Linked DNA regions of Homo sapiens: region 1 is linked to region 2. Evidence: chromatin contacts called from ENCODE Hi-C or POLR2A ChIA-PET data. All regions are on one chromosome and are shown on one strand. Each heading gives the region's core, a stretch centred on a gene start or an enhancer-like site at or near the end of the contact. The rest is flanking DNA. Distances are from core to core; before and after follow the strand shown. Region 1 has its middle 200 kb from the start of MIR128-2. Region 2 holds the start of ARPP21 (cAMP regulated phosphoprotein 21).

The links. A loop is a pair of places that touch in the nucleus more often than their neighbours do. ChIA-PET counts read pairs that join two places held with the same protein, here RNA polymerase II (POLR2A).
Region 1: a loop to region 2 is called in a map of dorsolateral prefrontal cortex, with 2.5 times the contacts of the local background. The contact joins the enhancer-like site here to the promoter of ARPP21 in region 2. A Hi-C loop is called at or near these places in 1 of 168 maps with a recorded cell type or tissue (dorsolateral prefrontal cortex). POLR2A ChIA-PET finds 5 or more read pairs at or near these places in 1 of 52 experiments (activated CD8-positive, alpha-beta T cell).

The regions. Positions count from the first base shown.
Region 1 is chr3:35,945,240-35,947,939 of GRCh38, forward strand. No RefSeq gene overlaps it. Among named protein-coding and RNA genes, the nearest start is that of MIR128-2, 200 kb to the left of the region's middle. Within about 2 kb of position 1,397, at least 2 of the 41 ENCODE cell types and tissues checked have a DNase peak (open chromatin) inside an H3K27ac peak, as active enhancers do.
Region 2 is chr3:35,638,170-35,641,084 of GRCh38, forward strand. ARPP21 (cAMP regulated phosphoprotein 21) reads left to right here and starts at 1,356. Exons shown (of 21, transcript NM_001385562.1): 1 at 1,356-2,229.

The DNA of each region.
Region 1 (2,700 bases), core at 147-2,646, 310 kb after region 2:
AACATTTATAGTGTACATAAAGCACAAGTCATCCTCTATAAACTGCCTAAAATGGTGATAGAAAAGTTACTGTAATAAACATTTTAGTGATGTTTAGTGCGCTGAGAGATTGCCTGTGAGAAAATGATATGTAATATTAAGAAAAAACACTTGAATACAATGATCCAGAAAGTAGAAAAAAATGCATGGGGAAAGCCGGGTCAAGAGTTGGTGGTGACAGCTGATTTTTTCCACTGTGGGATTCATAGGTCAGAGAACCCAAACCTGAGGGAATGAAGTCACTCCAAAGAGAAGACTTTGACTCATCACTTCATCACTCATCCCAGGAGGTGAATGTTCAGACTGCTTTGCTCACCTACCTAGGTGTGCCAGAAAGCAGTGTGGCCTTGTCATTCCACCTCTGAGGTCTCTGTCCTGCCAGATAAAAACTACAGGAAAAAATAATTGGAGTTTGATTTTGAAAAGGAGGGTGGGGAGGGAAAAATAACTAACTTTTAAGAAGAACAGCTTCTGTTTTTCCTCGTGGTCACTAAATTGTCTTTGGGCTTAACTGTTTTGGCCAAAGACTTTAATTGAATTTTTTGAAATAGGACTCCAGTAAACTAATGCTTCCTCCTTTGATGGGGCCAGTATTATAGTTTGATTCCACTGTATTAAAGTTTTCATTCTTTAAAGAAGTATCAGCCATTTACATAATAGTGTAAAAATGGGCAGACAGTGAGGTTTTACATGTTATGCATCTTTACCCAAGATTATATTTCAAATAGGCTGCTAACATGTTAAATATGGAACTTTCTTCTAGATGGGCCTCTTATCCCTTCTTGCATGTTTTCTGAGAATTTTCTGAGTTCAATATTCAAGTATCAGTCAAAAGGCTCCAGGACTTAATAGTGAAAGCATGTTCCATTCCACATTTCATATCCAGCAATAACATGCTTCCACTGCCTCGAATTATTTCTCTCTCAGTCAATGTACAAGTAAGATTAATATAATTTAAATATTTGGCGCTATAGATGTTGCATTTGGAAGATGAGAAACAGGAAGCTCCTGCAGGCAAATATCTTTGAGATGAAAAGCCGCAATAGAAAGTTGGGTTGCATCAACTTTCAGATAAAATTCCCTTCTCCCAATGTAATGCAGACTATGAAGGATTTTCTTATTTTCAGAAATAAATAATAAAATTGAGGTGGGAAGAGCATTTCCTTTTCTTGTTATAAGCTTGTTCAGAATTATTATTAAAAGATAAACCGGGATCCTTCATGTGCTTGCTCTTACAGTGTTGAGGAAACTATACTATACATGAAATCTCCTGTGGTTTTGTCAGCCAGATTTGTCTTTATTTACCTTACTCAAGGACAATAAAAGGTATTGGTAACAGCACCCATGTGCAAATTTCACTTGTGGAACTACGTGATGAAGCCAGAAAGGAATCAGGGTTTTAAGAAGCACAATAAATACCACAGACAACATAGAGACCTGACGCCCCCTATTGTTAAAAATGTGTAAATCTAGAAATATATTCAATTAGACGTTGGACATCAAGTACTATCATTTTACTTTTGACTGGTGCCGTTACCTATTCAGAGACCTTCTTGGTCTTATTTTTACTAACATACCAGATGGACTGGTCCATTGCATCCCTTCATTATTATTGTAGCCAAGTGCATATTGTCATGTCAGGCATGAGGAAGGGACTGATGAGGAGGGCTGTGGCATACACAAAGCTACTGTGGAGAGCCCTGCTAATTGCCTTGTGGTCCAATCTCAGCAACAATGTGATTACCTGGCAGCAGTCCAGATGGCATCAGCCTCTACTCTAGGCATGTCAGCCCACAAAGGAGGGCACTGCCACCTGCTCGAGAAAGAGAGGTGAGCCCATTAATTCTGATTTACAAAGATGACACTGATTGAAGAGAGTTGGGCATGTGGTACCCCATAGCCCATTTCTAGAAACAGGCCACTGAGACCTCTTCATTCTTTCCATTCTCTGTCCTCTGGCCTTGCCTGCAATGAAATTACTTGCAGCCTTTAAACTCTGTTTGCTCTCTGGTTTTATTGCTGGCAGAAAGCTGTACAGTTTATCAACATTATCTCATATTGGAAGATTCCAGACAGTGGAATGGTAGTTGTTGGGGCCATTAAGAGATGGCTCCACAGTCTGCCTGATGCAGAATTTATAGAGTCTTACTGTGTAAAGTCCTAGAAAATACAGATTGTCTCATTAGATGAAATGACAGCCTAGCACCTTAGAGATAGAGCAATTCCAAGTACTCGCAGGCCTCAGGTACAACTGGGCTTCCGAGGCTTGTTAAAAATGATGCTGATAAACTTTTAAGATTTTTACAGGATACATCTTTCTGTGCTCATGACTTCAAGGGAAAATAGGCTTTCTTCATTCTAGAAAGCTCCTTCAAATCCTCCTTTGAGGAAATTCATATTCCTGTCTGTCTAGGGAAAGTTGATAACTTTGCTCTTTGTTCTTTCCTGTATTTCCACTGTGTGTGTGTGTGTGTGTGTGTGTGTGTGTGTGTGTGTGTCTTTGGCTGAGTTACTCTGAAGTGAAGGCTGAGACATGGTTTATTGAAGATGGTTCTCCTTGGAGAAGGGCAGCGAGGGAAACAGGAGGGGCTGAGCAAGCCTGTGGTCTCAGGTGGGGTCTAACCTCAGCCAGACACCATGGGGAGCTCTGAAGCATGCATT
Region 2 (2,915 bases), core at 106-2,605:
ACATGTTTTATGCTAGTTATTTGTTTGTTGTCTATTCATGGGGTTACTAATTACAACTGGTAAAAGTTGATTTTCTCCTCTTCAGTTTATTGTGGGATGGGGCGTTCATTTCGCCAGATACACAGTTATTCAGTGTCTACATTTCAGAAGCTGAATTGCTGGATATAGTCAAAATGAGCTTTGGCAATTCCATGTGTGAGTGTACAACTATAATTTTGCTGCACATTAATAACAACCTTGCAAAGAAGCCCAGAATCAAATGCCTTGCTCTCAGCTGGGAGCAGAAAGCTAGAGTGGTATATCTTGGCTGGTGACCTATAATGTTGGAAAAGTAGGCTCTACATTCACTCAGAAGGAGTAGGTGGAATTCCGGAAATTTATTCACTCTCCTTCACTACGCCTTTTCCTTTTTTTTTTTTTTTCCTTCCTTGTAGTGTGTTAGTGAGTGCTCCGAGACAATGAAAAAAAACAATGAATTACAGACAATAAAAATAGTGCATCTCTAGAACAAGCGGTAAAATCAAGGCTTTTATTTCTTCAGGTGTCAACTCTGTTCCTTCCCCAGGTCCTACCCTGCCCAGGTTTCTGTGGCACCTCTGTGATTCCAAATCAGCGATCAGGTGGGCAGCGGTCTGGGCAGTCACCCACAGGGAGTACACTTGGTGCTGCACGTTCGGACTTTCAGTCTTGCTCAAAGCAAAGAATCTCCAAGAGCGCTGAGGCTACGGATTCATTCGGGTGGGGCGAGGTGTTATTATTGTGGGATTGTCTCTGCAGAGTTGGCCTGGAGAGTGAGCGGTGGAGGGAGTGGAACAAGGCTTCGTCAAGAGTCCCCAGGAGTCCAGGGGCGCCCCCGAGACGGGTACGCTGGAGGGCCTGGGCACGGGGGACAAGAGAGAATACATGCCTGCTCGCTGGGAGCAGGGAGGCGGTGTGGCGGGGCAGGGGGCAACGTGCCAGTTTTCTTTCTGATTAATGATGCTCACGCTGCTGCGCGTGGCTCATGCGCTTTGTCTCCAGCCTTAGGGCTGGCGGAGAACGGCCCAGGGAATGAGTGGTACCGCGGGCGCCCGGCGCACCCAGCAGGTGCCATCACTCTGGATGGGCCAGTTCTGGATGCTCCCAGTGGCGCAGAGGCGGCGACACTGGCAGGCGTCCGGCTGCCGCCACCTCCCGGGTGTGGCGGGTCTGGGGCCCGGGGTCTCCGGCCAGAGCAGCTGTGGAGCCACGTGCAACACGCGCGTTGCCCTCAGCCCGGGCGGGGACCGGACGCATCCGGAGCTGCGGGGAGGAGCCGGGCGCCGCCCCCGGCGGCAGTGCCAGCCGCGTGGGAGGGCACGGACCGGCGGAGGGGCAGACGACGGAGGCGGCCAAGCTGGAGGAACGGGACCGAGGGATCGACCGAGGCTGGCTGGCTAGGGGTGGGACTGGCAGAGCTACGGACAGGTGGGAGCAGTCAGACAGCCTGAGAGAGGGAGACCAGAACGCAAAGAGAGCGAGAGCATTAAGTAGGCAGGGAGAGGCACACAGAAAGATAGACAGCAACACTCGCGTGCTCCCTCCCTCCACACGCCCTCCTCTTACCGAGCGAAGCGGCCAGGGGCACAGAGTGGGAGAGGACTGTGGGCACAGAAGACCGGAAGAGGGACGCTGCATTGCTGGTGGGACGGAGGGATTCGGACGGACGGACAGACCAGCGCACAGACTGGCAGCCTGCGAGAGTGGCAGCTTTGAGAGCAGAGCGCAGCAAAGCGAGAATCCCGCGCCGAGCTGCTAGTCGGACCCACAGACGGTCGGACTGACAGACGTGCAGACGGACAGAAGAGCAGACAGGAGGCGGGGGCGCGTTCACTCCCGGCGGCCAGCCGGCCAGAGAAGGCGGCGGTGGCACCTTCTGAGCGCGTCCGGAGCAGAGACCAGCAGCAGCAGGGGCAGCGGGGACACAAGCCGCGACCGAGCCGCCGCCGCAGCCCTGGCTGCCACAGCTGTGTGGGATCCCAGCCGACACTGCAGAAAGCTCCTTTTACTAGCAGTTAAATAAATCGACCAAAAACAAAACAAACAAACAAACCCAACAACAACAACAACAACAAAAGCCAAGCCAAAAGCCAAAACAAACAAATCCAGCCAAATCAATCATTGAGAAACAATAATATTAATAAAATCCAAAACTAAATCAAACCAATCAAGGCACCAAGACGCAGGGGGGATATCCACAGTTCGATCAAGGTAATAATCAAGGTCTTCCGACGTGAACATTGCACGCCTTTTGTGGATTTTTAGAATTCCTTCTTTCTTTCTGCCATATATCTGTCTGTTTCTTTTGAATTTTTTCTTGTCTGTATTTCTTCTTCGTGTTTGTAGAAAGCTGATGTTGTTATACATGTATTGTGTTTTTTATGTTTCGTCAAGGAGGGATGGACGCTCCTTCCCCCAGAAAAGACAGAAATGGAAAGCTGGAAGTTGGCAATGATTTTCATCAGAGAAGTCTACAGTGATTTGTATAGGCTTTATGGTAGAAAGTTTGCAATGCTCTTTTTGAAAGAGACCTATTGAAGAGGTAGAAAGTTATACTCTGTTTGTTGTCCTGGAAGGATTGGGGTCCTAGGTCCCAAAGGGCTCAAGGGGAAGAATAGAAAAGATGTTCAGTTTTATTTTTACATGCATGAAATCTGTGCTTCATTGCAATCGCCAATTTACTCTTTTCTGTCTCAGGTTGTAGATATGGTGGTAGAATTGAGTTGAATTAGGCAGGTGTTTAGAAAGTTTCTTAGGAATAGGAATTAACTCATTCAATGTTTATGCATAGAAATATAGCTGAGGTGGATGTGGTTGCTGTCAGCTATTCAGGTTTGCTACCTGATCACCTCCTGAAGATGTAGGGTAAGGACAGAATCCAAGCCTAAAAGAAAAAA